Regions from separate parts of the Homo sapiens genome. Here region 2 is linked to region 1. The links are chromatin loops, found by intact Hi-C in ENCODE. Cell type or tissue: heart right ventricle. All regions are shown on one strand. Each heading gives the region's core, and the rest is flanking DNA. Links, peaks and the distances in the headings are about the cores only.

The links. Peaks named below come from ENCODE experiments on the same cell type or tissue, not always from the same donor. Only the 100,000 strongest peaks of a DNase experiment are listed, where the experiment ranks them.
Region 2: it touches region 1 in a loop (2.4-fold over the local background); 7 of 110 quality-filtered maps call a loop at or near these places.

The regions. Positions count from the first base shown.
Region 1 is chr1:63,066,802-63,082,905 of GRCh38, forward strand. No RefSeq gene overlaps it. Among named protein-coding and RNA genes, the nearest start is that of LINC01739, 62 kb to the left of the region's middle. In heart right ventricle, for the core only: a CTCF peak has its summit at 7,448 (motif pointing left); no DNase peak of the experiment used is centred there; H3K4me3 peaks cover 595 bases; H3K27me3 peaks cover 4,804 bases.
Region 2 is chr1:62,952,976-62,969,079 of GRCh38, forward strand. No RefSeq gene overlaps it. Among named protein-coding and RNA genes, the nearest start is that of LINC01739, 51 kb to the right of the region's middle. RefSeq lists an enhancer at 13,718-14,218. In heart right ventricle, for the core only: a CTCF peak has its summit at 10,392 (motif pointing right); no DNase peak of the experiment used is centred there; H3K27me3 peaks cover 411 bases.

The DNA.
Region 1 (16,104 bases), core at 5,312-10,311:
GTATCCAACCTCCTTGTAATAAAAGAAATACAATTCTGGGAGGCTGGGGGGAGGGGTGCGGATCACGAGATCAGGAGTTCGAGACCAGCCTGGCCAACGTGGTGAAACCCCATCTCTACTAAAAATACAAAAATTAGCTGGGTGTGGTGGCAGACGCCTGTAGTCCCAGCTACTCGGGAGGCTGAGGCAGGAGAATTGTTTGAACCTGGGAGGTGGAGCTTGCAGTGGGTCAAGATCGTGCCATTGCACTCCAGCCTGGGTGACAGGGCGAGACTCCATCTCAAAAAACAACAACAACAACAACAACAAATGAAAAAGATATTTGAGATTGGCAAAAAGACAAAAATTTGGATAAAACATTGGCTTGTTCAGAACGTGGGAAACAATCACTTTCAAAGGTTGTTGGAGGGAATGTGAATTAGTACAACCTTATTGATCAAAATTTTAAATGCATTATCCTTTGACCCAGTAATTCAGCTTCTGAAAATTTATACCATAGATACAGATCATAGAAAGAGAAATAACATACATGCAAACGACCTGCCTTCCACAAATAGGGGACTGGTTAAATGTTGGTACATCCATAAAATGGAATACTATGTAACTAAAAGGAATGAGACAGCTCTATAGGTACTGCTACGAAACAATACTGTTTGTATCTTTTGAATTTGCAGCTGTATACTCTATTACAGAGTAACATCCACACTAATTCTAGCCCCTACCCCTTGAGCCCCCATCTGGGCCTCATACCTACCTGCAGCTATCCTGGCATCTGCTTGGGAGTTTCCCACTCATATTTCCAACTATCTCTGTATCTGGCATTGGGACATCCCCTTCTTTCTTGCAAGCTGAGCTCTGAGCTCCATGTTCACAATTTCCCATGTATGCAACATCCAGAATTCTGTGTATTTTCAAGAGGGGGCCTGCACTAGGCAGGACCAGTCTCCAGCAGAGATGCTCCAGACCCTAACATGCTCACGCAGAGGTGGGTGAAGTCAGGATCTGGGGTTGGAGAGCCATCCTGCTGGGTTACTTTCAGCCAATCACTTCCTCTCTCTGGCCTCAGTCTTTTTATTTGTAAAATTAGTTTAGATGATGTTCAAGGAGCTGTAACAGTTTTAGGATTCTATGAGTAACTTGCCATGTTCCTAGTAAAGGCAGAGTTGAATAGTGGTTACAGGCAGGGACTGTGGACCCAGAATATCTCGGTTCATAATCCTAGCCCTGCTATTCATTAGCTATGTCCTTAGGCAAATTTTGAAACTTCTCTGCACTTTGGTTTCTTCATCCTGTAAAATGGAATTTGGGTTTGAAGATATTGGGAAGATTAAATGAGTTACTATGTTTAAAAGTCTGAGAAGAGAGGCTAGTACATATTAAGCCTCATCCCCTTCCCCAACCCCTTTCCCTTTCCCCCTTTCTCCTCCCCTTCCCCCTTTCTCTCCCTCTCCCTCTCTCTTTTTGGAAGGCTCAATGGATTATAGGAGGTCTCCCCCGGGTGGGGTAAGCCTGAAAAGAGAATAACTCTTTTCTATATCATCAGATGTAGATGAAGCATGAACGGAAAAAGATCTGCAGGTCTCAGGACATTCCACCTCTGCCAGTTTCAGTCAATGTATCATTTTAAATACTTACTTTAATATTTCAGGGCCTGCAGAGGAAATATGCAGCCTGGTGTTGGCTATTGAGTTGTTAGTATTTATGTTGGGAGGAGAAGTTTCTGATAGATGAGGCAACTAAAAAAAAAAGATGGTGAGAAATTTTTATTTACTGAGACTTACTCTGTGTTAAATCCTTTGCAAAAATATTCTCATTATTGTGTTGCTGAGGGGCAACATAAACCAATATTATATCGATTTCTAAATTGCATCAAGCAGCCGGCAAGTGCAGAAGAAATTCTTTTTAATTTTTAAAAAAATTTTTATAGATTCAAGGGGTACGGGTGCAGGTTTGTTACATGGATGGATTGCGTAATAGTGAAGTTTGGCTTCTAATGTGCTTGTCACCTGAATAGTGAATATTGTATCCAATGGGTAGTGCAGAAGAAATTCTGAGTTGAGACACCAAGAGAGATGAATCATGGTGTCTGTAAACTCTCCTAATGAATCAACGTGGATTACTCATTGAATATATATATTCTCAGGCCCTACTCCAGACCCACTGAATCTGAATCTCGAGGGATGAGAATCTTGGGGAGCTATATTTTTAACAGGGCTTCGGGCAGTATTTTTCACCAGAGCAATTTTAGACACGTTGGATTGGAGGACATCTTGAGGGGCTGATAGGAGAGGGTTCTATTTTCCACATCTCAGGGTTTTACTTGCCTGCCACAAAATGAAGCAAGGAGCAAACTGAGCAGGAGCCAGCAGCAGGCTCTGCGCTAGTTTCTCTAGTTGCTTACCTAGGGGCACAGGAGACCTTAACCTAGGAGATTATTCCCTCTGGTGCTTTTCTCCTTGAAACCCACTCAGGGAAGACTGGCGTGTGTGTCCGGATCCACTGCCTCCAAACCTGAGGACAAGGATTACCTAGGTTTTAAAAATTATTTCTTTGAGCTGTGTTCTCATGCACTGTGACGTCAGCAGAACCCCAAGACTGAATTATAGCTTTGCATTCAATCAGGAATCATGAATTATTCTCCATGTTATCCATCACTGCTTCCCCACTGCTCAGAAGACAGAGTGACAGCAATACACACAATGGGCAAGCACCTGAGGGGCTTTAAACCTATCAATAATAAGCATTGTTCTCAGAAAGATTTTGCTCTGCGGAAAAAGCAGAATGGAACCGCCTTTCCAATCCGGCAAAGGCTTTGAAATTGTTTCCCATTAAATGTGCAAATTCTGAAGTCATAGAGTTCAGTCACCACCTTGTTTATGTCCTGGGGATTTGGCTTAGTCTGAATCAAAAATATATATCTGTTCATATTAAATACAAAATGACTCTTGGATGTCCTCCTTCTCACATTAAACTGCATAACAAACACTAACATTCAATCTATGTAAAATTAATGAGTTGGTGGTGTCTTGTGTCTGTGTTTAATCAGAAAATTACATTTGGAGTACTTGAAAGCATATTAATTGAAGTTTATCAAGAAGGCAGTAGGTATTTAGACACAAACACAAATGCAAAATATATCAACTCATGCCTGTAATTATCTATCACCATTGCCTTGCAATTCTAGTGCCTTTAAATAAAAATAAAACATAATACATGCTTGAGCCATTTTAGACCTTAGAAATGTTTCATATATTTTTCCTTTTAAGCTTGATTGAGTTATACAGTTAAACACAGAGAATATGCACTTACTGTTGTGTTGATAAATGGAAGCATTAGTAATTGGCATAGAATGCTTCCCCTGATGTTATTAGCTACAAATTTCTGAGGTTAGAATGAATGTAAAACATTCTTTTACCCAGATTGATTCTTTGCATAAATAATTAGAAAAAACAAGCTCTTGACACAATAGCCTCCATAAATGCCATCATAACTATAGAATATGCTTACAGACCAAATATAGCAATGGCCAACTTTGGCTTCAAACTTGTTTTCTCAAATTTGGCCCCCAGGGAAATACAATAGACTCAGCTGATACATGTGGCATCTCATTGTATCACTATATCCAAAGAACCTATTAACTCACTGGATAGGCAAATATTGGTTTGGCTTTCTCAAATATGGAGATGAGATTCTTTTTTTAAATTTTTTAATTTCCTTAGCTGTGTCTCTATGATTTCTTTTTCTCGTGCACCTTCTTTCAGATTTAAGAATCTCTGTCCATATCCACCAAACATGAGGCCTGAAATAAGTCAGTGAAAAACTTGGCAATCTCTAAGTATCTGAGTGTTTATCTTTCTGGAGGTTTCAACACCCAGGAGTTTCACTGCTTTTTCTTTTTTCTGTTTTTTTGAGACAGGGTCTCACTCTGTCACCCAGGCTGGAGTGCAGTGGCACAAGCACGGCTCACTGCAGCCTCAACCTCCCGGGCTCAAGCGATCCTCCTACCACAGTCCCCCAAGAGCTGGGATCACAGGCATACACCACCATGTCCAGCCAATTTTTAAATTTTTTTAGAGATGGGGTCTCACTGTATTGAATAAGCTGGTCTTGAACTCCTGGGCTCAAGTGATCCCTCCACCTTGGCCTCCCTAAGTACTAGGATTACAGGTATGAGCCACCACACCCAGCTTTAACTGCATTTCTATGTGTTCACTAGACATTGGGCAGAGTATGGACAAGGCCACTCCATTCAGCATCTCTGAGATCAGCATCCTCACTGAGGTCAGCCCTTCCTATGATCCTGCACAAGGAACAAGGTGGGGCTGTTTCAGAGAGTTCCTCTCAGCTCTCCGAGACTGGGGGCCCGCCAAGTGCTTACGGTCCTTTAGGAACTCTGCTAAGTCCTTGACATTCATCATCTCTTTTAATCCTCATAATCAACCTGTGAGGGGGAAGTTATTTCCTTGGTTAGCAAATGAGGAAACTGAGGCATGGATCAGTTATGTAACTTGCTCAAGATTCAGATATACAAGAAACTAAAATGAGAAAGAGAGGAAATTGCTTGGGCTAGAAACGACAGAGTTGGTATTGGAACCCAGGGCCATAGACTTCTAAACACACTCTGTACTATGCTGTACTATCTTTCTTATGATACTCATGCTATGTATCTTCCTATAGCCTATACATTTTTTTTTAAAATCATGGAATTGCACATCTAACCCTTAGTAGTCTGGTTTTCTAATCCTTTCCTTGGGAGGGAATCAGAATATTTTATTTATTTATATCAGGGATCTGGATAGTGAAATCTCATGCTTTTCCCTTAGCATCCAACTTTTCACTCCCTTATGTGTATATGTTATCATGTATATTTTGCTTATTACATTTTATTTGTTTGCACAAGATTTCTCACAAGAAACACAGGTCTTTGCCTAACAATATAGCCAGTGTTTATGAGCATAAGCTCTCAGGATAGACTGGTTGGGTACAAAAACAAGCTCTCCCATTTATTATTCAATCTTGGGCAGGTTGCTTAAGTTCTTTAAGTATCAGTATCTCTGTCAGTAAAAAGGGGATGAGGATGACGGTAGCTATCTGTGGATTAAATGAGAATGCAGAGCCAATGCCTGGCACAGAGTAAGAACCTACAAGCATGAGATACTGTTGTCTGTATAAGCAGCAGGCTTTAACTCAAGACTATGCAAAGAAGACTGACTAACCATGGGACTCCATTCTCTCTTGCTCACTTTCCAGTTAACTGGAAGATAATCGAGATCCTTAGATTCATGGGCAGAACAACATCATCTCCAAGGATTAGGGCAAATAATGGAGTCATAATGAACTGGAAGCAGACAGATTGTCTCAGTTCTGACTTCAGCCCTACCATTAGTGACTCTGGGCAAGCCACTCTCCTCATTTGGCCTTCAGTGTCCCCTTCTCTCAAACAAGGGGAGATCAGCCTGTCCCCAGAGGGTCCTGCCAGTGTTAACATTCTGTGAAGTATCCAAGCCTTCGTGAGTGAGTCCTCGCTTCTAAGAGCTTGTAATTTCCATGCCCCACCTGAACACCACCACCCAGTCCAGGAAGCCAGGAACCCAGGCCATTTCTGAACTTTTCACTTGAATACCCAGAGCAGCTGCTAACACCCCCAGCCGAGCCCCACACCTCCTTAATCTAAAATCCTCATTAGTTCCAACTGCAGGCCATCTATTACCTTGTGCTCATAATGGGAGTTAATTTCTGTTGGGATCAGATGGTCTTCCCCCTGGAAATTTTTATTCATATTTCTTTCCTGTTTTGTGATTCTCAATCGGAGTTTTCTAATAACAGATCATTTCTTTTTGTCTAACTTTAATCTGGTCCTGCTTGACAAGCCCCATCCTTTTCATTGAAGGGTAAGACCACTTAAAGGAAGGCCAATAAGCCCTTGCGCTGCTCGGCCGGCTGGGGTGATTTGTCACCCGGTGCAGTGGTGGTCACACCAATGGATTTATCTCAAGGTAAATGGAGATGCTGAGACCCGGGACCCGGAGCTTTGATTAAGGCGCCCTTTTTGTAGTGTTGATAGATGTTGCTTGTGTTTATCTATTTGAAATGCCACTAAATCTGTGAATACAATGGAAAAAGAGAGTACTTTGCCGCTGAAAACATATTAGTGATTTATGTTTCAGTAAGAAGCACAATAAAGAGACAGAGGCTATTAAGAGCAGCTATTTTCATGAGAAATAGTTCTGCTTTAAAACATTATTAACCGCACCTTGATAAAGACTTACATGCATGCATAATCATGTTTACTTACCCCTTTAGTTTGGTGCAATATGCATTTGAAGCACACATTCTCCAAATATTCATAAGTTAGTCAGCAGAATATTTACAGCAAAAGACACCTTGCCCAGGACCGTTCTGCATGTAAATTTCCCTCTCTCAAGATACAGACACATAATAAACTTATCTAGGAAGCTTTGGAGTTTATATGGACTTCATATTGCTCAAAGCACTCTCAAATCCTTCACACCATCATTTGCTGTGTCTCCCCCACCCCACTTGCATTGTAGTAGAAATAACCAGTAAGGTGACACATAAAGATTATAATGCATGGATATAACTTATAACATGAATCAATGTCATCAAGACGCACCCATTTAAATGAATAGGGTCAGATGAGAGTGCTGTATCACCCTGACTTGTGTGACAGTTACAAATGCATCACCTCGTATGCATAATAGGAGTGTACAAACCAGAAGAGATTTGTAAACTTGGTTCATTTCAAGCAGAACTGACCCACAGGAATGGAAACCAGAGAAAAGGCAACTGGGTTGGAGCTGTCTGGAAATCAGTGACTCTTGTTGGGCTGTTTCACAAAACCCTAACGAGGATTTTGTGTCCTCCAGTCCACCAGGGAACTGAGAGCCGACCAACTCAGGCGCAGCACACTGGCTGCTTCCTTAACCACGTTCTCTTCTAAAGGGGGATAACGCGGAAGAGTGGGGGAGGGGGTAGATTTGAGGTGTGCAATTCTTACCACATCTGGGGAAAAAAACAAAAACAAAGCCAAGCGAAGTGGGCCTGCCAGAGTTAACTATGTTCACAGAGTGCAATTAAGTGTTTGGAAGGTTCTGTGCCGTGTGCTCTGATTTACGGCCGCGTTCCTGGGACGCCCCTTTAGCCGGGCGAACGTGGAGGGGGCCAGGCCCGGCCGTGCGCACCCTGGGAGCGGAGCCGGGCCGCTGGCGCTCCGGGTCTTGGGCTTGGCACCGCGGCGCACCGGGTGGCAAGCACAGCGCTTAGCGGAGGCCACACCTGCACCTCATTTGCTTCTGAGCAGTGCCATGACCCGCCTGCTGATGGGGCGCCTTCCCTTTCATCCTCGGGATTATGACAAGTTATTAATTGCCACCATTAGCCGCAGCAGCCTGCCCGAGATCTCTGCTGCTCTCTGGAGGTGAGAAACCGCGCATCTGAATGCCGAGGGAAGAGGCGCTGAGCAGCCAGGGCAAACGGAGCAACAATCTGCCCAAAAGGGATTGTGAGATGGTGAATAATTTATTAGAAAACATTTTTCTTTGTCCTTCCCACAGACCCACAAATCCTCCCCAAGCGCTCTTTACCAGCCTTGCAGATAATGTACTTACACATCTCAGAGCCTGCTAAATAGACTGAAGAGGCCATGGGGTTCACCTCCACACTGCGGCTGCCAGGACCGCGCTACCAGCCCGCGCGGCCTCTGCCAAGGGCCCGCTGATGGAGGCGAGGGAATTAGCTGATTTTGCAGAAGCAGATAGGAAAAGCCGCTGCCATGGCTACCCCGCCTTCTTCCCGGGCTCCTGCGTCCCGTATTGAGCCCGGATACCTGCACACATGCTTTATATTGGTCTAGAACCCTACAATTTCATTCCACACCACCAGTAGGTGTTGACTGAGTTTCTGCTGCGATAGAGAGTTGCTCGGTCCTTCCTTCTGCACACCTGGGCAGAGGTGAGGCCACACCACGTCCCCAGCCACACATGCATTCCTTTCACAGAACTGTGAGCCTGCTCTACAATAGATGCAGACCCAGACCAAGACCTCAAAGAGCTGGAAGTTAAATAAGGATACGCTAACGTGGACAAGTATATAGAGCACCAGAGAGCTCTATATTGAATCTCTGTCTGCTTCTCCAGCCTTATTTATTTCCCTCCTCCCTCCCCATCCTCAATACCCGTGGCCATCTGAGTACATTCACCAACATGTGCACACCACACACTCTGCATACATATACTCTAGCCAGACTGACCTATTTGGGAGGGCTATATGAAAAATTACCATTTGTATAGGTCAAAACCAGCTGAATATCAGTGATTTTATATGAGTCAACTGAAAATAACATACTTGTCATCTTTGGCTCTTCATCTTGCCTGTCTACCGAGAGCATCTTTCTTTGCCTGCCAAAACCATACTCACCCTTCAGAAGTCAGTGTATTTAGACATTCCTTCCTAGAAAAGTCCTCTTGGACATTCCCGCCGTCTCCTCCACTTTCCACCTGGGCTTCACTTTGATGATACTCTTCTGTATTCCCAATGTATCCTCCACCTGCCTTCTTTTTGATACTTGTTGCACTGTATCATAATGGTTGCCTTACCTTTTATCCTCTCTAGTCTGTGGCCCCTTGAGGGCACAAAGGATCCTATTTGAACGTGCATTCCTAGAACCTCACCCAGTACTGGCATATTGTAGATTCTCAGTAAGTTTGATGAATGAATAAATGAGGTGAATGAGAAGATGGATGCACAAGATAACAGGGGAACGGAAAAGAATCATAGACAGGGGAGATGGGACCAAGATTTCTATGGTAGCCAAGAAGGAAGGAGTTTTCATTTTATTAGGAGGTGCATAGACAAGATGTTGTGAAGTACTTCAGGGATTCTATGAGATCCGTACTGACCAAAGACATTCTCAGTCTCTGCTATTAAAAATAAAACAAAACAAAACACCTTTTTCCCTAGAATATATTTTTGTGGCATAGAGTAGACCCTCAATAAATAAATAAATAGTTATTGAATTTTAAAAGTGAATATGGAAGGACTATTAAGATTAGTTCTACCTAAGGGTAAAGCAATTAACTAATAAGAATAGTTTTTTTTAACTGAGTAGTTTTATTTTACATTATTTTATCGCTACAACTATGAAATTTGAAAATGAGGAAATTGAGGCTCAGAGAATTGTGTCCTATTCGGGATCACCCAGCTAGTGAGAGAGTCAAACCCAGGTCTCTCTCGCTCCAAAGCCTGAGTTCATGCCAACGATGCTACTGCAGGCTCTCCATTCCCAGAGATCTTCTTGAGTTAGAAATAACCATATTGTCTCAAAGATTTTGAAATAGCATAGTTTAGAATCAGGGCCAATCATAGGTGACATGAGTATCTTCCAAGTCAAGGCTTCTATGATGCTTCCTCTTTAAAGTATGATCGCCTCCTCTTTAAAGCCTTAGAGTCTTTTAAAATGATGCTTGGAGATATATATTTGTAGGGATTTGGTAGGTTAATTCAGTCATTCAACAAATCTTTAGTAATCACTTACTGTGTGCCAAGTCTCATGCCAAGCTCTGGAGATACAGTGTTGAATAGGTGTGTTTCCTGCCAACCTGGAGGACTGCTCAGATTCTGAAGAGACAACATCAAGCCTGCAGGTGCCAGATGGGCATCTTAGCTGAGAATGAATCAAGCAAAGATGAGGGAACAAGACCGACTGCCTCCATGTTTTGAGTTTGAATGTGCTTTAATGACAAGCATAATGAGTGTTCCGATCCTCCTGCTGTTACTGACAGCCCCAGTCTTATAGGTGAACTGAATATCAAATATAGGAGCACACACACATGCACATACACAGAAGACTAACATGTCAAAAAGAGATACAATCCTGAAGACCTATTAATCCATTTATTTATTTTATCTCAGCATTTTGAACACCCAGATGAGTCAGGCCCCATGCTGGTGCCAGCTACTGCACAACTACCAGTCTCTGCTCTTTAGGGGCTCACAGAACAGTGTGGGAGATGGTCTAGTGTGTAAAAAATTATACTTATTTGTGATCAGTACACTAACGGAGGGAGGAATCCAGTGTTCCAGAAGAGAAGAGGGAGCAACTAGTTCAGGCTTTGGAGGGTGCAGGAGAGCATGTAGATAAGAAAGGGTTTCCCCAAGACAGCATTGTGTTAGCTGGATGCTAAAGGATGCATGGGCCTTACAACTGGAGAAGGGGTGCAAGACAGCCTCACCCATGGGAAAAGGAAGATGAAAAAAAGGACAAATGCCCAGTGACTAGATGCTAAAGGAAGACTATTGGTTAAGTGGAATCATTCATTCATCCATTCATTCAGAAAACACTGAAGCCTACCATGCTGTTATGGACTGAATGCTTATGTCCTTCCCTGCCTCCTCTCAATTGCTACATTGAAGTCCTAACCTTTGTGTGGCTCTGTTTGGAGTAAGGAAATAATTAAAGTTAAATGAGGCTATAAGGGTGGGGCCCTCATCCAACAGAATTAGTGTCCTTTTAAGAAGAGCCACCAGAGAGCTCATACACACTTTCTCTCTGTGCACAGGCACTGAGGAAAAGCCATGTGAAGACACAGCAAGAAGGTGGCCATCTGCAAGCCAGGAAGAAAGCCCTCACCCAAAACTGACCTTATAGGCACCTTGATGTTGGGCTATTAACCTCTAGAACTGTGGAAACATAAATTTCTGTTGTTTAAGCCATCCAGTGTATGGTATTTTGTTATGACAGCCCAGGAAGACTAATATTCATGCTCCTAGCACTGTACCAGGTTTGGAGTAGCCAAAGACAAATAAGACCACTCACTTCTCTCAAAAGCTCATGGCTATAAAGAGAATATGTTGATCATATTCTCTATGATCAACAGAAAAACAATGGCTAGAGTAAAACCTGTGGTATATTAAGGGAACACCTGCTTGAAATAATCATGATTTATTTTAACTGAACAATTTTATCTGGTCTTAGTTAAGCATGTTGAGTATGATTTAAGGATTTGATGTGGGAGACATTCAAGATGTTTACCAATATTTCAATTTCTTCTCATTCTCAGCAAATTCTACCCCCACACCCTGGCAATTAAAGTTAATTGGGGCTATGTGATTTGCTTTAAAAAATGAATTGTGAACAAAAGTAACAGGTATCACTTGCAGGCAGGAGCCTTGAAGAACCAGTGAGCGATTTGCCAAGTTTTCTTCCCTATATAGCAAACATCAACATTCCAGGTGAGGGAGGCTCCATCAGTCCAAATCTGAGTGAGAAAATCAGGAGCAGAAGCCCTAAGACAAACAGGCAGCATGAGTAAGAAATGAAGCTTTAGTGTTTTAAGCTACTGAGATTTGGGGTTTATTCATTATTGCAGCACAATATAGTCTAACGTGACTGATATAAGTAAAGAACAAGATGTTACTTATTCTGACCCTGGTAGACATTTTGGAATATTAGTTTTGCCACTTGAAGCCCTAAGAATGACCCACTATCAAGAGACTGGACTTCCAGTTTCTACTCTGTGTGGGTGTTGCATTCATCTACCATCAGGTTATAAAATACATTAATAGATTTCCTTATAAGCAATGAGCAGTTAGGATTTTACTTCCTCATCTACCTTTGCAGTGTTACATCCTTCATCCATCATATAAAACCTGTTAGCAAAGAGGCTCCTGTGTGAAGCTCTGTCCTTTAGAGACTCAAACTGTAGAAGGGTATGGCTTTCTAATCTTCAGAGGATTTTTGCCCTTTCATGTCCTTTTTGTAGGCCCAAGAACAACGGACTCTGGAATTGAGTGTTCGGCTTTAAATCCTGGATGCACTACTTTCTAGCCATGTGGCTTGGAAAAGTTACTTGATCTAATTAAGCTTTCATTTTTTCACTTGTAGAATACAAATAACAATAGTACCTATCTCATGGGGATGTTTTGTGAATTGAGATAATGCACATAGAGCTTAATAAATAGTAATTATTATTATTATTGTTGGTGTTATCATTATTATTTTACCATCAGGATAGGCTTAAAATAAAATGTCAAAAATCTTTATCACCAAAGCCATGACTATTCTTAGAGAGTTTACTTACAGATTAGCTGGGAGATAGTGGTTTGCAGTAAATGACCTTCCAGCTTGTGCCCAAAGTTTTCGATCCTCCAGCCACACAGAGCTTCTTAAGGGCGATCAGAACCTCTCAGAAAGCTTCTATTCCAGTGGGAGTCCTGCCACGAGAGGACCCGAGTTAAAGCAGGTGTGGACACAGGGTATGCGGCTTCCAGGAAATCTGGGAACCATCCTGCTTGTATGGCTTCTCTTTTGGATATTTAGCAACTGACCCTTTGGAGAAAGATTATCTCCTTTTTGAAAGTAATCTGACAACCTGTCAAAACTGGACTTGTGAGAGGAATGGAGAAGCTAGCCCTGGGCAGTCTGGCCAGGCTCTCATTTGGGTCATGACACTGGCAGGGGCTGCTTTAGTCCACATCAACTTGGCTTCTGGTCCCAACCCCCTTCTGAAGCTCTGATGACGTGACTGAAAGAGCTTCTGGGATTCTCCCAAGACAGCCAAAGAAACAAGAAGAGTGATTGACATAGAAGCTCTGTGATGATCACTGTGATTAGGGAAAGGATCTTCTATTTGAGGAAAAGTGGCAACCAAGAAAATAAGAAAAATGGCAAGGGCGCTAAAATTCTGCACTAAGTCCTTTCTGTCACTGACAATATTCTTGATCACTGGAATTTAAAATAAAATGATTTGATAAACTTCCAAAGGTGTTTACCACGTGCAGGCCATGTGCTGTGGACGAGTGATACAATGATTCTTGAGGCCTTATCTTTCTCTACAAAGAGCTCATAGTCTTTCAATAATTCAACAATACATTCGTTCAATACTTTTACTGATGCCCACGGCATGCCAGGCACCACTGTACTGGGTATATAATGGTGAACAAAACTGACAGCTCTCTGCCCTTGTGGAGTGTAGAGTCTAGTAGCATATCTAGAAACAGTAAGCACAAATAAATAAACAATATTGTATTAATATTATTTTTATGTCAGCAAAGGAAAAAAATGGGTAGCATAACAAAAGACATGTGATGGGATTGGGGAACAACATATAAACCAATACCAGCAGTGCACTGGGAAAGGCACACATACAAAAGGCTTTCAGAGTATGAACATCCGTGTACCTTCACTCCTGACTGCAGGCGCAGACTGTGTGTGGGGAGATGCTCATATAGAAACCCAGGTACCCAGGAATGACATACACCAACACACATACCTCCTAGAAGTATTTTCTCAGACTACAAACTATTAAGGATGTAAATTTCTGACAGTGAAAATTTTATTTTTTTAGTGTTTCTGTAACTGTATAGATACACGAATTATTTAGTAGTTCAGTTATTCTACAAATACTAAACTGTTTTACAGCATGATTCTTATTGAAATAAGCAATTAACACATCTTGCCTCTTCTTGCAAGCTCTCTCTGACCACCCACCTACACCCTCCGTGAGTCTTCTGTGATTCTCTTCTATATTCCATTATTCCTTATGCATGCCTTTACCATCACAATTTTCACACTTTTATAATCACTGATTTGTTTTGCTTTTCTCATCTTCTAGATTGTGAACATCTTGAAGCCACAGACTGTCTTAATTGTCTCAATATGCCTAGGGCTTAGCTGTCTTAGTTTGGGTTTCACGATAAACAGACCTTGAGAACAGCATTCAAGTGCAAGCAGTTTATTTGGAAGATGGTCCCAGGGAACACTAGTAAGGGAGTGGGGAGGGGAACAAGGAAGGGGGCGAAGCTCATAAGGAGCGTTTTATTAAGCAAGTTACCAGGTTCCCTCTGGAGAACTCTGGGAAGCCACATGGACCATGTACCAGCATTATCAGGGTATTTATCCACCTTCCCATCTGTTGTTGGTTGAGGCCTGCTCCCACGGGTAAGAACCCTCCAGCATGTCTGGTTTGTTTTCCCCACAGGCCAGGCATGCTTGTACAACCTGAAAAATCCCTCGGGCAGAGTCACAGGTGCTTTCTATAAGCAACCTTCAGACCGTGGAGGTGAGTGCCAAGGGATATGAATGGGGTGTCAACTAGTATCTGCTGGCTCCCCATGGCAGCTAGGTAGGCTTTGGTGGCTCAATGTAACAAAATAGCCAAGCAGAGCACATTGTTAAGGGATAAATTTTAGTGTGGGCTCCATGGGCAAATCTCATGTTACTGACGTGGTATCAAGCCAGCAGTGAAGTGTTAGATCTGGAAGCAGCCTGAGATCATTTGCTGGGGATGTTTGTTTGTTTGTTTGTTTCTTTCTTTTTTTGAGACAGAGTCTTGCTTTGTTGCCCAGGCTAGAGTGCGGTGGCATTATCTTGCGATCTCAGCTTACTGCAACCTCTGCCTCCCGGGTTCAAGCGATTCTCTTGCCTCAGCCTTCCGCGTAGCTGGGATGACAGGTGTGGACCACCACGCCTGGCTAATTTTTTTGTGTGTGTGTTTTTAGTAGAGATGGGGTTTTGCCACGTTGGCCAGGCTGGTCTCGAACTCCTGGGACCTCAGATGATCCACCCGCCTCAGCCTCCCAAAGTGCTGGGATTACAGGCATGAGTCACCATGCTGGCTGGAATGTTTGTTTCTGCAGCCATCATGATCAGAACTATCTTGAAGAGCAGAGTGTTATTTTAACCCCCCCACTCTCCTTGGACTAGTTCACATGTAATGAAATCTCCTGTTAGTGCAGTGATTCCATCTGTGTTTTCTCACCTGCAGGTGTTGGGGGCTCAATTACCATACTTGCTAATATGTTGTTACTTTCTGAAGATGTAAATTATAACAGGTGCTACTTATGAATTATATTTAATAGCAATGCATCCAACTCATTTGTTAACTTACACACAGTCAGATGAGGTCTCTTCATTTGACCCTCCAGAGAGAGGACGACCAGCCTCCTTGGAGCTTCCATATTTTTGGAAGTCTCTTCTGGTTACCCTTCATGTTTAAAAGTGATAGTGATGATATTAGCCCAGGACTTCACCTGAATTTGAGCTTCCTGTGGCAAAGTGTACATGAACAACCCCACTAAGGACCTAAACCAATAAAATATTACTCAATATATCCTATGTCTTCAAGAAATAGGACTCCAGAAAAATAACACAGTAATTCCAATGTGTCCAGTGTCTTCATTCCCGTGACTTTGCTGGAGCAGTATAGTGTAGTGGATAAGAATACAAACTGCCTGGGTTCTGTGTCTCCATTTCCTCATCTGTAAAATGGGGATAATAATGGTTCCCATCTCTTAGGGTTGAATGAAGATTAAATGAGTTAACACATGTAGAGAATTTTGAACAATGCACAGCTCTTTACATAGTTCCCAGCACTATATTAAGCACTGGCCCAAGAATAATTGATTCATTCAACAAGTTTTTTTTCTTTTTTGAAACAGGGTTTTGCTCTATTGCCCAGACTTGAGTACAGTGACACGATCATGGTTCACTGCAGCCTTGACCTCCTGGGCTCAGTCCTCCCACCTCAGCCTCCTGAGTAGCTGGGACTACAGGTATATGCCACCATGCCCCCAATTTTTTTGTTTCTGTTTTTTCTAGAGATGGGATATCACTATGTTGCCGAGGCTGGTCTCAAACTCTTTGGTTCAAGCGATCCACCTCCAATCTCGGCCTCCCAAAGTGCTAGGATTAAAGGCATGAGCCGCCACACCTGGCCTCGACAAATACTTTTGAGTGCCACCTCTGTGCCGGCCACTGTACCAGATGTGGTGATACAATGGGGAACTACATAAACCTGACCTTAGAGAATTTGCATTTTACCTGGGGAACACAGACTACTATGATAGGCAAAGACCCCCAGCTGACAGGGAAGCTTCCTGGATTTGAGGACTACACCAAGGCCCTGGAGACTGGTTGTAGCCAGGCAAACGGTGTGCCAAGAAGGGGATTGCATGCACCAAGTTCTGGAAGTATAAGATGGCATAACAGAGACAGTAGTTCAGTGCGGCTGTGAAATGGAGGGAAAGGGATGGTGAGAGAGGAGGTAGGTCACAAAGGGCTTCTTAGCACCATTCAAGTGCAGCTGT
Region 2 (16,104 bases), core at 7,368-12,367, 110 kb before region 1:
TTAATAAAAACAGCTTACATTTGCAAGTGCACCTTTTGACTTTTTAAACCTTTTAACGTCAATTAATTCTCTTCTCTCCAAACATCAATTTTGTGAGTTGGGTGTAGAATTATTTTATCCTCCCTTGATTACCAAGAAGGGTAAGATAAAGAGGAATTAAGTGGCTTGCCTAAGGCAGTGCTAATGCAAGTATTAGAACCTATGTTCCTGACTCATTTACTTCCATTACATGAGTGGGGTTTCAAACTTTTCTCCCCAGGCAGTGGAGAATGGGCAGTCGAGGTTTGCATCAGAATGCAAAAGATGTTTTCTGCCTTGCAAAATTGTTTGCAGACTAGGGTTAGGGATTGTGGAGAGGGCAGAAATGCGTTGGCTAGAGGAAGTGGCAGCGTTTACAAAGGCATGGCTAACTTTTCCTGAAGAAAATAATAATGTCAGCAGCACTCACACTTCTGAATATATTAGGTTTGTAAATCCAGGGTGCAAATTGTTTGTAGAATCTCAATTAAAGCCTTTATAATATTGTCATTCGTAATCAGCTCACTATGAAAACAGGGCTTCCAGAGGGCACCAAAATCATTTGAACTTGCGATCTGTAATAGATTTGAATATTCAGATAAGGTCAGTGGTCAGAGCAGAGGCGACAGTTTTGGTCAATAAACAGGTTTAGTGAGACAAAATCTTTTTGTCTACGTGGGAATGGCTCGGAGAAACTGGTTCTCAAGGGGGAATCAAAAGATTAAATTCAGCTGCGTTGCCAATTTATTTGCAGGCCAAACAAGTGTGCGATGGAAATCTTTGGAGGGGGAGGTGCCCGCCTCTGTGAGAAGCCCCTGTTGACAGCACCAGAGGGGGCTCCCAGGCAGCTGTCCTGACCACAGCTGAGACTGAGCTTAATGGAGGGAGATTTGTGCGGGGAGAGAATGAGCATCTCAGTGCTTGACTGAGGCTATCCTGGATTAAGCCAAGTGAAGGTGAAGGATCTGGGCTGCAGTGTTTTACATAGTTCCAGCCCCTGCTTTCCTGTCCCCCACCCTTAAAATTGCTTTCTCTGAATTGTGCCTTGGCATGAAGCTTTAGCCGAAAAAAGCCATTACAAACTTCTCTCTGTGAAGATCCACAGGAGAAATTTCTCTCTGGCCTCAGTACTAGAAAGACTTGTGTTTCTCCTGAGTGCCTGTTTACCTTACAGACTCTGTGAATAAGATAATTCCATCGTTTTGAGACTGTGTTCCCAAGAGTCAGGGGGGGGTCTTCCAGACTGCCTGAGGAGCTACTATGGGCTTGGGAATGAGAGCAAAGAGGGAGGTGGACATGGGCTCTGGGGACTTGGATTCTGGCTTCCACGAGAGCAGACCTGCTTTTTTGTTTTCTGCATAAATTTTATATGAAGAAAGGATTCAGTGGCCAGCAAAAAGGTCTGGAAACCACTGACTTAACCAATTGCTTCTTGTAGCATTTAGAATAAACTCTAACCCAGAACCAGAGTGGTCTGCCCTTGCATATCCTTTAGCTCATCCTGTGTTGTCTCCCTTCACTCATTACTTTATTTATACCTATCTTTCAGTTCCTGCAGTAAAAGCCATGGTCCTTCCAACATGATGGCCACTGGCTGGAATCTTTTCTCAACCTTTGTCTGATGATCTCTTCACTGTAGAATCACTGGGGTTTATGTTCAGCTACGTACAACAGTGATTCTCAAAGAACTGTGGCTTAAACAAGACAGACATCTGTATCTCTTTTATGTCAGGCGGGAATCTAGGGTCCCTGTGGTGTCTTTAGAATGTCATCTGGATGTGTCTTTCTTCTCTGCCACCCTCGGACATGCCTTTCATCTTCAAGATCCCGTCATGGTCCAAAGGACTTTGGAGCCATCAGTAGGAAGAAGTGGGAACCACAAAGCGATGCTTCTCCCAACCAAAGCTGCTGTCTTTAAGCAGTTTCCGGAAGCCAAGAGTGTTTCCACTTACATTTTATTGGCCAGAACTTAGTCACGTGGTCATCTCCCACTGTAAGGGAAGCTGGAAAATGTAACGTTTTATTGGGGCAGTAATGTGCTTCCTTAAAAACTGGAATTCTATTATTAACAAAGAAGGAGGAAATGGAAATCAGGAGGCAACTCGGAGGTTTCAAGTTCAATGTCACTCTCCCCCATCTAAAGTGTGATCTCAATCTTCCCTAATATTTGCTCTCTTAGAACACTATTCATTTCCTTTATGGAATTTTCATAATTTATAACTTATGTCTAACTGTTAAAATTTGTCTTCAAAGCTGGATGGTAAGTTCTCCGAGGCGAAACACTGAGTCTTTGTTATCCCACGCCATATAACCTAGGTCCAACAAAATGCCTTTCACCTACCATGTGAAGTATTTGTCATATAAGTAAACAAATGAATGAATTTCTCTGATCGCTTTTGTTAGACAGTTCAGAGCCAAATTTATGGTTTAACTTCAACAAATGTTCAGGAGTTCCTGAAGGGCATTTAGGGTACTAAGTTCATTCTAGGCTCTTATTTATTTTTCCATTCCTATTTCCTCTTTAATTTCCTAATTTATTTAGATTTGCTTACATTGTAGCGGATTATATATTTTAGAGGCTTCTTTTTAATCCATTTGGGGATGAAGGGGGTGGGGCAAATATAAATAAAGACTTAGTAAAGAACAGATAAAGTTTAACTATTCAACAAGAATGTTCTAAACAAAAATTTTTAAGTGTGAAAAAAATGTCCAACAACAATAAAAGATAATAGACATCTCTTTCAGCATATTGTTTGATGGTCCCAGTTCTGGGATGCATTAATGTTTAGTAAAGAATAATTAACTAACCATAAAACAGGATGCTGTTCAAAAGTCACTAGTAAGCAGCAGGAGTTCGGTTAAGATCACACTTAGGAAGCTAAGGATGATTAACCTTTGCCTAGGTTATAAAATGGCCCATTTGAGAACTGTTGCCACTGGATATATTACCTGGATATCAATTGGATTATTGAGTGAGAGGTTTTACATGATGTTTAGTATGATGATATATATCTGGTTACAAACTGTTTATGACAAGTGGAAAAGCCAATAAAAGATTAATGCAGATTTAAATAGATTTTTCTTCTTTACTTGAGTTTCTGTTAATTTATGCATATATAACTCAATACCTGTATATTTGAAAGAGATGCTACTTTATTATTTGTAATGAAGAAAGATGGCTGTTGAATATGTAAGTGAAATTGTAATGCTGACGTTGGAGCTCCTGTTTAAAGGGGGTTTTCAGTTCATTGAGGTTTTTCTTTTCTTTTCTTTTCTTTTTTTTTTTTTTTTTTGAGATGGAGTCTTGCTCTGTTGCCTAGCCTGGAGTGCAGTGGTGTGATCTCAGCTCACTGCAACCTCCATCTCCCAGGTTCAAGAGATTCTCCTGCCTCAGCCTCCCGAGTAGCTGGAACCACAGGCATGCGCCACCATGTCTGACTAATTTTTGTATTTTTAGTAGATGCGGGGTTTCACCATGTTGGCCAGGCTGGTCTCGAACTCCTAACCTCAAGTGATCCACCGGCCTCGGCCTCCCAAAGTGCTGGGATTACAGGCGTGAGCCATGACACCCAGCCGACATTTTTCATTGGAATTTTTATTTGGTGCAAACTTTGCCAACTGAACCTCAGTTTAATTTAGCAATGTTTACAGGTTAAAAGAGAAGTCACCCTCTTGAATTTGTAATAAATTAACGTGTATTTCCTTGTAATTTCAACTTTTTTTCTTTGATTTATCATAAAGTACATACCTGACAGCAATCTTTTTTTTTAGATTTTTTTTAGCTGAAAGTTTCATTTACGGTCTTTAAATTATTTTATTAAAAATCTTTTGGGGACTGGGACTGTGTCTTGAAGGCTTCTTTTGCATTTCCCATAATGATTAGCACACATTATGCACCTAGTAAGGGCTTGAGAAATTCTTGAGTTTGAATCTTTTTCCTTTTCTTTTTTTCCTTCATCCCTCCCTCCCTTCTCCCTGTCTTCTTCTCTTCCTTCCTGCTATATACTTTCTGCCTTCTTTCCTTCCTTCAATAAGCATCAATTAATTGAGTAGCTACTATACTCTGGGCTCCTTACAGGGAATTAGTATACAAAGATGAATAAGATATGGATTTTAGGCTAAATAAAGGTTAAGGCACAGCAATATGGATGCTGTGGTGAGACCAGAACTGAAGCTCTCTCGGCCCTAGAGTGCTTGTTATGGTATCACTTTGTGAAGACAAAATAAGAGAATTCAATGAGAAGATACCCCGGACACTGCCCACCATGGACACTACCTCTCTATGGTTAGCTGAATAAAGCCATGTGGGGAAACTGGTCTGTAAACTCTAAAGTGCTATGCAAATATATCATTACCATAAATGATGTACATGTCAATCCCCATCTCCACCAAATTATGAGTGGTGACATTAACTTATTGATCTCTGTTTCTTTAGTACATTATAGGCACACATAATAAACAATATATGTGTGTGAGTAAAATATTGAAGATTCACTTTTTAGTATTATAGTCATCATTACCAGTACATCAACTTGTATCTTGTTTTATTTTATTAGGATACTGATATAAGAAACCCAAGTTTATTCTTCCTTTGTGAGTGCTCTGATGACCCTGGCATGCCCAGTGGAGCTACCTGTGTGGATTGAACTGGAGCTCCTTTGCTCTTCGCTTGAACCCTAGGTCAGAGTTGGGGGAAATTGGCTAAAGCAAAAACCACAAACCAAAACCCAGGTAAACACAAACCCAATAGAAATCAGTTGTGGTTGAGTAGATTTGGTCAGAGATTATAAAGACTTAGACCACTTGATTCCACCTAAACCAAACTTCTGAGTTATTAGTTTTTTTATATAACATCAAGCTCAGTTGTATTTATACAAAAAATATGGCAATAGAAGGAAAAAGCTTCCTTTGTTTTGAATTCCTCAAAGCTTTACAGGCTCTTCCTAAGGTTCCCATTTTGTGTCACTTGAGTAGATTATTTTTTTACTCACATGAACTGTGGACAGGCACTGTGATGGAGGCTTTACACACAAAATCTTCTTTTGATCCTGTACAAAAGCATGTGAGGTTGGTAATACTATTATCATCATCACCATTTTGATGAAGAAACTGGGAAAATGAGGCTGGCCCAGGGTTATACAACATTTAGGCCACATGACTAGCATTGAAGTCTCTGGCTCTAAAACATGTATTCTATATTATGATTATTTAGATACATGCTTTTTTGTTTTGTTTTCTTACATTATCATTTCAAAGAATTCGTAAAAAACTGTATCACAACTTTTTATTTTGAAAATTTCCAAACATACCGAAAAATTCAAGGTATATTATAATGAATATCCATGTACCCTCCAAATAGTTGAAGCAGTTATTAACGTTTTGCCACATTTGCTCTCTTTCTGTTTATACACACATATACACATTTTTCCCTGAACCATTTGAATGGTTGTGAGCTGAGGGGTTGATGATGACACATCATCCTACATTTTTCAGTATGCATCCCCCAGGAGGAACAAAATTCTTTCTTATAACTGATAATACCATTATCCTTCCCCCTAAAAGTGACAGTAATTCCATATCATCTTATATCCTGTCCGTATTCAAATCTCCAAATTTTCTTTAAGATTTTTTTTGTGACTGTGACACACATGTCTGTGACTATGCTCTCCCTTAGATTTGACCCTCTGGGGACTTTGGAGGACTCAAGGTCTCCAAGCTTGGAGCCACACCATGGCCAATTAGAGTGACTATAGATTCCATCTCTGGTTTTACAAATTTTAGTCCAAGGGCCTTCTCCTTTTCTTCTCCTCCTTTTCCTCCTCTTTGTCCTGTTTCATTTCTTTTTGGCTTCAGTGTACTTAATTTTTGATAGCATCTAAAATATCAAATAATACTTATTCATGAAATAATACTTGAGATACTTTTTTATGCCTGTACTTCTAAAAAATATTACTTTCAGGCCAGGCACGGTGGCTCACGCCTGTAATCCCGGTGCTTTGAGAGGCCGAGGCGAGTGGATCACCTGAGGTCGGGAGTTCCAGACCAGCCTGGCCAACATGGTGAAACCCCGTCTCTACTAAAAATACAAAAATTAGCTGGGCATGGTGGCAGGCACCTGTAATCCCAGTTACTCGGGAAGCTGAGGCAGGAGAATCACTTGAACCCGGGAAACAGAGGTTGCAGTGAGTGGAGATCGTGCCATTGAACGCCAACCTGGGCAACAGAGCAAGACTCCGTCTCCTGCCCCCCCAAAAAATTACCTTCATTATAAAAGCCATACATTCTAATTAAAGAACATTTAGAAAACCCACAAATTAGAAAGAACTATTTAAAATCTATTCTATTCCCTCCATCTACACTTAATAACTCATGCATTTTCTTCCAGGCTTTTTTCCTATACACGAAATACTTAAACAATTAGGATAATATACACATATAATTTTGCACTCTTTTTTCTCACAAAATTTTGTAACAAGCGTATTTATTGCACGATAGTGTGGGCTTTGGAGTCAGACTGTAGGAGTCCAAATCCTGATTTTGCCACCTATGAGTTATGTGACACTGGGTCACCATATAACTCATCACCAAAATGAGAACACACAGGAGAGTGAAAGGGGGCCCTATCAGTAATGAACCCAAGACATCAGGCATAAAGTGAGATTGCCAGAACTTATGGTCACCCACCTTGGCAAAATTGCTGATCTTAGAAGCTCAGTTTCCACATCTCACAAAAGATTCTTGTGACACTCAAATGAAATAAAGGACCACATAGCCCAGTGAGTGTGCAATAGACATTAGCTATTATTATGGTTTTTGTAAACATCACTTTATACGGTGGCATGATACCCCACTGGAAGATGCTTCCCAGTTCATGTCATATAAAGGGGCATCTTTTTTACAGTCTTCTAGTACTTCTTCCTCTACTCTTCACGGGTAGACTGAGCCATGGACCTTGCTCTGCATGAGTCCTGCCTGAGATTCTTGTGATATCTTTACTTGTAATAGGGTTACCCTTGGCTTATGCCCATTTCACAGAGTGTGAATCCTGAGGCTTCAAGGTCATAACTTTAGAAAGTGATGGAGTAGGCAGGCAAATCTGCTGTCTTTATCTCTATACTTATCACAATTTCTATCTAATAAAAAGCACTCATAGGCTGGGTGCAGTGGCTCACACCTGTAATCGTAGCACTTTGGGAGGCTGAGGCAGGTGGATCACTTGAGGTCAGGAATTTGAGACCTGCCTGGCCAACATGGTGAAACCCTGTCTCTACTAAAAATACAAACATTAGCCGGGCATGGTGGCGGGCGCCTGTGGTCCCATTTACTTGGGAGGCCGAGGCAAGAGAATCACTTGAGCCCGGGAGGTGGAGGTTGCTGTGAGCTGAGATCGTGCCATTACAGTCCAGCCTGGACAACAGACTCCATGAACAACTCCTTTCAGAAACAGGGTACAAGAATTACTACCTCTAACAGCTGATGTAAATAAGGCAAAAGCATAATAGGGTGAGACAGATTGGCATTCCCCACTTATCTACTCCTTCTCCTAAATAAGTCAATTTCAGAGCTCTGAGTGTGGAATCCATGCTCACCACCTCTGAGATTAGCCTTTTACACTCCTCACCCACCCACCCTATAGCTCCAACAGAAGTTGGAGAGTGGGGGCCTGTTAGCTGCTGCTGGGCCCTACCCACCAGTGTGAGTTGTCTGTAAGACTTCTTTCCACTTTGGTTAAGGATGTGTGGTTTGGACGGTATATGTAATATCTATACATATATTAATATATAGTGTTAATTTTTTTTCTTTTGATAAAAAATATAAGATCCCAGAGGGCAGAGATAGCCTCACAACCAACATTTTATCACCATTGCCTAGGATAGGACATGACACTGGGTATCCTCAATAAATATTTGTCAAATAATGAATGTATCCCTGAAAAAAGGAAAAAAGGGAACTGTATCTGAGGGTGTATACCTTTACTAGATCTTCTAGCTGGTCTGGTCATTGATGGTGACCATGATGCTTTTAATCAGTGAATATTGTTTTGAAAATAAAACAGGATTCAGTGTCCTCTTTTCCCATTGGGATAGACTGTCATCACAATGCCATTCCAAATACAAATGCCATTCCAAACACTGGACATGATGCATAACCAATACTAACACATGCCATTTGAAGCTTTAACAAGACAGTCCTCCTTCAAATTTATAACAGTCTATGTTTAAAAACCTGACAAAACCAAAATGTGTTCTCCATAAATTATAGTGGCACCATTCCTGCTGCCGAAGTGAAGGTTGTGTCAGCATTTCCATTATTCTGTGGATCGCTGTGTTTCAGGGCTTTAGTTCTTGGCTATAAAAATGCACCTTGGGTTTAAAACTGGCAAGGAACACCTCAGCCTTGGAACAAATTTCCTTCACCAAATTTTGAGAGCAAAACCAATTTGTTTATTTCCCCCTTTGTCAATGACTTTTGTGAAGAGAATCATCCATGAATTTCATTTCCAATTTCATTTTTTAAAAGCTGGATAGTTTCAGATTTTCACTGAACAATGGTAAAGTATTGTTTTTGGTGTCAGGAGAAGAAAATAAAATTTGTAAGCCTTGCTTTTAAAGAACTACATTGTTCTAAAACCAGCCACCCCCCTCCTCCCCATTCTGATTTCATTAAGAAGGGTTAACAATGGTTTTATTTTGACATGGCAAATCAGATGGCTACGGTTGGTGGTGAAATTTGATTATGTGATTAGGTTAATAACCTCTCAACAACAGACCTTATTCTGTAGCTACTTGTTAGGTATAATTTCCCATTGGCTTCCTGGAGAAATCATTTAGTATAACTGTTCATACACTTAATTAAATTTCTTTAGTTTCATTTAAGCATGTATTTATTTGTGGTCCCTTGGGCAAGTAACATTTTTCAATATGGTTCTTGATAGTGTTAAAAAATTTCAGTTTTTAGAGAGGGAGCTGCAACTAGTAATTTAGTGCAATAAAACATTTAAATGGCTTTAAGGTTTTGATCTTCATTCCTCTAAACCAAGGTTTCCTCCAAAATCAGAAGTTCTTATGTCAAGTTTTATTGATTTTTCTTGAATTTTATCTGTAGATGCATGTATATACTTCTGCCTTAATTACATTATTTGGTTCTCAATAAGCACCTGTGCTATCCAATTACAAGGCGCAGAGGGAAGGGATATAGCCCACCCCAGTGGTAGGGAGGACTTCCCAGAGGAGGCAATGCCTGGTCAGAATCTCATAGCATAGGTAGGAGTTAGCTAGGCTTGGAAGGGAAAAATGCATTATAAGTGAGGAAGACAAGAGATATTCTTAAATAAAAGGTCAAAAGGTGTCACGAGATCATTTATTTTCTAGGTTTAAGCAAGATACAATTTTGGAGATATGCAAATTAATGGCTTACTGTGAAGCCATTAGAATTAATACTTTTATTTTTCTTAATCAGGGATTCTGTGCTGCTGAGATCATTACAGAAGCAACAGTAGCAGGTGGCCTGGCCATATAGGGATTCCTTACTCGCAGCAGAGAATGTTGCTGCCACTCAAAGTCACCAGGGGCTGAAGAGCTCCTGTGGAGACCCACATCATCTAACAACACACATGCTCAAAACAGGGAAATGTGCATTTTCAGGAGAGGAAGAGACAAACCTTTTGTTTAGCTAATTGGCATGACAGAGTGTGACATACACGTGCTCCTGGAAGAATGGTGTGGGGTGTCTGCACTCAAAATCTGGAGCATAGGCAACTGGATGAAGGGCTCTGTGGCATTGATTTTCATTGTGTGTGTGTTAATATTTATATTTGTAATTAAATAAATAATTGAAATTATGCTGAATTGAAAAAAGATTGTGAGGTTTAATGGGACTGTGTGTGTGTGTGTGTGTGTGTGTGATTATTACTAAAGAAAAGGTCTCAAGGTGATTAAACTGTTCAGATAAGGATAAATATAGTGTCCCCAGCCCCACCCTCCAAAGTGTAATTCTTGAGCAGTTTCTCATGCCAAGTTCCGGGTGGCTGAATAATAAGAGATAGTAGTTAATCGCCACCTGGGAGAGGGAGTGGGAACTAAGGCAACAGATGTAAAAAGTTAAGCAGATGCCCTGCACATGGGGAGGGGGTCAATGTGCCTAATGTTCTATCTGACCAGGACTGATGTGGGCGGAGGGCCTGGGGCTGTGGCTGCCACTCCCCGGGTGAGAGGTGAGGGGCCTGAGAACAGGAGCCAGCTGCTTTCACTTGCTCCCAGGCCTCACTGTCCCAGAGTGGCCAAGCCCACTTCTTGAAATAACCAGCTGCCAGGACCCCTGGGACGGCGGGAGACGGGAGAGGCTTCCTGCCCTAGTGTGAGGAACTGAGCCACCGACCTGACCACTAGGAGGCAGGATCACATTACCTAACTCACTGGCAGGCTCACCCAGGGGCCTGGACGCCTTTGAAAAGAATCTGCTTGCTCTGGGTCCAAGAGTAACCCAGCCCTGGTTCATCAAGAACAATAAAGAGAAGGAGTTTGCCTTTGAATTCTGGCTCTGACACTTACTATCTGTGGGACCCTAGAGAAGTCACTAACCTTTGCAAGCCTCAGTTACCTCATCTGTAAAATGGAGGCAGTGATGTCTGCCCCTCAGGGTGGTTGTGAGGATTAGAAATGGCACACAGTGGGTCCTTGGTAAGTAACAGCTATTATGTGCAAAAAGGGTGCTCATGAAATTTGTCCCCACAAACATGCCTAAATCCTCCCTACCCACATACCACTTAGGCAGATACAATTCGGTTTGGGCAGCTTAAGAGTAACAGGGTTGGAAACTTGAGCCCTTGGTACGAAGCCCCCAGCTGCTCCCTTTGGAACATGCTGAAAGGGATGGAGAAAGCTGCAGGGACTCCATATGCCAACTGCCCTGGCAGGACCCTGCCCGAAGGGTCGCAATCTCTGTCCTGTTTTGGGAAACAGAATCGTGTGTCCTTAATCCTCCTTATGGGAAAAAGTTGGGCAATGGAGTCCAGGCGAGAACGCCAGAGCTTGGATTCTACTGGGTCAGTGAACAAACACGTGCCCCTCAGGGGTGGAGTTGGAGGCTGAAGAGGCATTTGAAGAAAAAGACCCAGTGGGTGTAGGTGGCCCCTTGCAGGTCAGCCACCTGAGGGCTGTCTACCCTGCTACTCCCCTGTCTTACAAGTGTTAGAGCCAGAAGAGACCTCGGGCTCAGTGGTGCCCACAGATGGGTTTTATTTGACCTGTGTTTCCCACACTTCCTGGCAGCTCAGGCTCTGGATAGGGAGTCAGAAGACAGCTTCTGCCTTACGTTGCCTTTCAAAACTATGACTTACTCTCATTGACGCAAACTGATTTGCATCCAAAACCCTAGCTGTAAGGAAATGAGAAATGTGGTATTTGATGTTGTGGTCTCTGAAGGACAAAAGGCCACCCAGAAAAAGAGGGGGAATGTGGGAGCCAGCACCCCCATATCCTTCACAGGTGCCAACATGGAAGGAATCCAGAGCTTTCACAAGAAAGTCCAGCTTTTCTGGGCAACTTAGAAGACCTGATAGCAGTGGGCTGTCACTCTCACATCGGCAGTCTGCTGGTGTGAAGCGGTGGCTGCGCCCCAGCTGGGCTTTTGCTCTCCCATTCTCCCCAAGCACCACCAGCCTGGCCCCTGACAGCCATGGAGTTTGCAACCCCCACCTTAGAGACTGGACCCCTCTTCAGGTGACGGCTTGGTTTAGCCTCTTGCCTTATGGATAAAGAAAGCAGGGCCAGGCGAGAGGACTTCCTCTGGGTTCTGTGGCCCTCGGTTGCCACTGTGGAGGCTGGAGCTCATCCTCCTGATTCTCCAGTGCCCCCTGTTTTCACCACATTGCTCTGCCTCCACTTGGTGTTATATAAACCGTGGCCTGAGTAGGGGACACGAATAGTGGAATCCCATGGATGCACTTTCCATGTCAAGCTTGGCAGGACTCACTTTTGGGATGGCCTCACAGTATCCAATTGGTGGTCCTGAGTTTTCAAACAACAGTTAAATTATGTTCTTTATTCTCTCTTTTAAAAGGCAAGGAAGAGTGTAACATATTTCCCACAAAACGATTAACATTTAATAAAAAGTTTTAATGTTATCAGGAAGATTAGGCTCTCCAGAATGATTCATTCCCAGAGGGTTTCAGATGGCCACAGTTTTAGTAAAATTGCTCTCATCTGGAGAGCACCTTTCACTTACCCAAAGCATTTTCATGTGTGGCGATGCATTGCAATCTTTAACATTTTTTTTTAATGTTTAAATCATGTAATCGTCCTTTAAATGAAATCTTACTTGAAACCTCAATATATAATGGAGCTACAAACAGAACAGTTCTAGGTGAAGCTGGGCTGAGAGACTCTGAATCCCACCCATGGACTCCCTCGCTTCCCACCCACCCTGGAGGCGCCGCCATGCAGCCTAGGTCCGGGCTTCTCCACACCTGCTGTCTCTCATCCACAGAATGCAGATTCCGTGGCTTCATATTGCCCCGCTGATTCCAATCTCGGAGTTGAGGCCTGGGCATCTGCATTTTAACAAGCCCACACAAGGTGGTTTTTATGCATTCCGAAGCTTGAGAAACTCCATCCTAGGCTTCCAGGGAGCATCGTTTGTAAACTCATTCCTTCTGTTTTGACATAAATTGAGTAGGTATTATTATCCTGATTTTACAGTTGACACTATGTTTGCCCAGGGTTGCACATTTCACTGGTGGGGACAGAAGCTAAACCCTGGGCCCTTCAACATGGTGTATCCCCTGCATTCTTCCCATCAGACCATGCGGCAAGAATGGATAGAATGGGGTAAGCACCTGACACCATGTGAGCCCAGGCCCACATTCTATCAAAGGGGGTATCAAAGGCCACCAGATTGTCTCTAGCTCTTTCCCTATCTTTCTCGGAGAAAGGAGAAAGGTGTCACACAATGGATGGAGTATGCCAGTCACATGGGTCTGAATTTGGATCCTCCCCTTCCATTTCCCAGTCATGAGCCTCAGTTATAAAGATTAGAAAGCATACAGTTGGTCCTCTGTATCTGTACGTTTCAGATCCATGGATTCAACTACCTGCTGATGAAAAATATTCAGAAAAAAGGAACAAATAATAATACAACAACAAAAATTAATACAAATTTTAAAAACAATGTAGCAGCTATTTACATAGTATTTACGTTGTAATAGGTATTATTAGAAATCTAGAGATGATTTTTTTTTTTTTTTGAGAAGGAGTTTCGCTCTTGTTGCCCAGGCTGGAGTGCAATGGCACGATCTTGGCTCACTGCAACCTCCGCCTCCCAGGTTCAAGGGATTCTCCTGCCTCAGCCTCCCGAATTACTGGGATTACAGGCATGCACTACCACGCCTGGCTAATTTTGTATTTTTAGTAGAGATGGGGTTTCTCCATGTTTGTCAGGCTGGTCTTGAATTCCTGACCTCAGGTGATCTGCCCGCCTCAGCATCCCAAAGTGCTGGGATTACAGGCATGAGCCACCGCGCCCAGCCAGAGATGATTTAATATATGGGAGGAAGCATGTAGGTTACATGCAAATACTATACCATTTGATATTGGGGACTTGAGCATCTATATCTTGGTATCCCTGGGGTTCTTGAACCAATCCCCTGGGGATACAGAGGAATGACTGAACATGTAAATGGCCTAGCAGATGCCTCACCTCAAATGCTTAATAAATTGAGAGCTGTTATTGCTCTTACCCTTAAAGTGTGGCCTCGTGCAAAGAGGGGCCCTGTGTAGACGACTGTCCTCTTGTACCTCTCTGGGTCAGGTCCCTGGTAAGCAGACTGTGTCATCCCCAGCAGCAAGGCCCACAGGCGTAAATGTGGGACAACTAGGGTCCCACAGGACACCGCTAACAGGAATGTCCTGGTCCGGAGCACAGATTGTTCAGAGAAAGAGCCATGTCCATGAAGCAAAGAGGGATTCGTTCTCCTCTGTGGCTTGGCCTCCGCCTGCGGGGAGACCTTCGTTTTGTAAATGGCTCATTTCCCTCACAGCATCACCCACCTTCCCTGAGTCACTGCCACCTTTTCATATGGATCATCAAGAGTTGGAAGGGGGCCTGGGGATCCCAGGACTGGCTCCACGCCACTTGTATCCTTCAGCTAATCCCCCCAGTGGGACGATGGCCCAGGAGAGCGGCTAGCGGGCCCCAGCATCTGCCCCAGCGTCCTGAACCAGGATGACAGGCTCTGTAAGTGAGCCTCCTTCCAGCTCCAGGCAGCCGCCCGGCGGGTCCTCAAGGCCCGCTACCCTATACCCTACAGCTGCATCTCCACTCTCTGATGGGTGCAGTAGCCTTCCTGTGAACTGGTGTCCCTGAGTGGGAGCCTTCCAGGGTAGCCTTCCAAGGCTGCTTCTCATGGCCGTGACCCAAAAGGGGAGGATCTGCATCCCAGGCCCACATGGGGGCGTGGACGATACCGGTGCTCAGAGTGGGCCACTCCTGGATTGAAGAGAGATGGCATTTGGGGCAGTGTGAGCCTGAAAGAGAAACTGTCTCCTAGGAAAAGAAGGCAATTGGGCCACGACTCAGAGAGGATGTGCAGAAAGGAGGGGAGGAATAAGAACGAGGATCCCAAGCAACCCCTCGTCCACTGTGCCGGCCCGGGGTCATCTCTGCAGCAGGAAGCTGACTGGTACTTCCTCACTCCCCATATGGAGGAGTCACACTGGTCAGCTTTTCCAAGTCACCTATCCAGGCCCCCAGCCCTTCATGTACCCCCTACTTCCCTCATCAAATCTCTGTGCCCAGAACGCCATCTTCCCTTTCACAGAGAACTCAACCCACCCACTGGACTCCAAGCTTCTGGCCTCTGTGGTGAACCCCAGGGAGGTGAAGCCCTCTTTCCTCCCTGCTCCTAGAGCCTGGGACCCTTCCAAGATATAACACTCTCACATTGTTTCATACCTCTTGTGTGTATGTGTCTGTTTACACCCTTGATTGAACTTCTTGCCATATTATTTTGGTATTTCTAGTGTCTACTACAGAACTTAGCACACAGTAGGAGCTTAATAAATGTTTGATGAGAGGCCAAAAATATATGGAAAAATATTCCACATCACTAATCATCAGAGAAATGCAAATCAAAACCACAACAAGATACCATCTCACACCAGTCAGAATGGACATTATTAAAAAGTCAAAAAACAACAGATGCTAGCCAGGCTGTGGAGAAAAGGGAACGCTCGTACATACGGTGTTGGTGGGAATGTAAATCCGTTCAGCCACTGTGGAAAGTAGTTTGGAGATTACTCAAAGAACTTGAAACAGAACTATCATTTGACCCAGCAGTCCCATTACTGAGTATATATCCAAAAGAAAACAAATCATTCTACCAAAAAGACATGTACTCACATGTTCATTGCAACATTATTCACAATAGCATAGAGATGGAATCAACCTAGGTGCCCATCAATGGTGGATTGAATAAAGAAATTGTGGTACATATACACCATGGAACACTATGCAGCCGTAAAAAAGAATGAAATCATGTCCTGAGCAGCAACATGGAAGCACCTGGAGGCCCCCTGTCCTAACCAAATTAACACAAGAACAGAAAACTCAATACCATGTGTTCTCACTTATAAGGGGGAGTGAAACATTGAGTACTCACGGACATAATGATGCAAGAATAGACATTGGGACTATTAGAGGGAGGATGGAGGAAGGGAGGCAAGGGTTGAACAACTAACCGTTGGTTGGGTACCATGCTCAGTACCTGGATGATGGGATCATTCATACTCCAAACCTCAGCATCACACAATATACCCAGGTAACAAACATGCACATGTATACATTGAATCTAAAATAAAAGTTGAAAGAAAATGTTGAATGGATCGATGAAAACATTTTACATGGAGCATCCCAGAACCTGTGCCACACAAAAGGATTGTATTCAGAGGTAAATAGGAATGGCCCTGCTGCCACCAACACCCCCAGCACATTCAGCACAGAAATAAATGCACAGATATGGACTGGGGCAAGTGCTAGGACAGCAAACAACAGGAGGTTATGAGCCAGGAACAGGAACTCTGCTGGCGATTG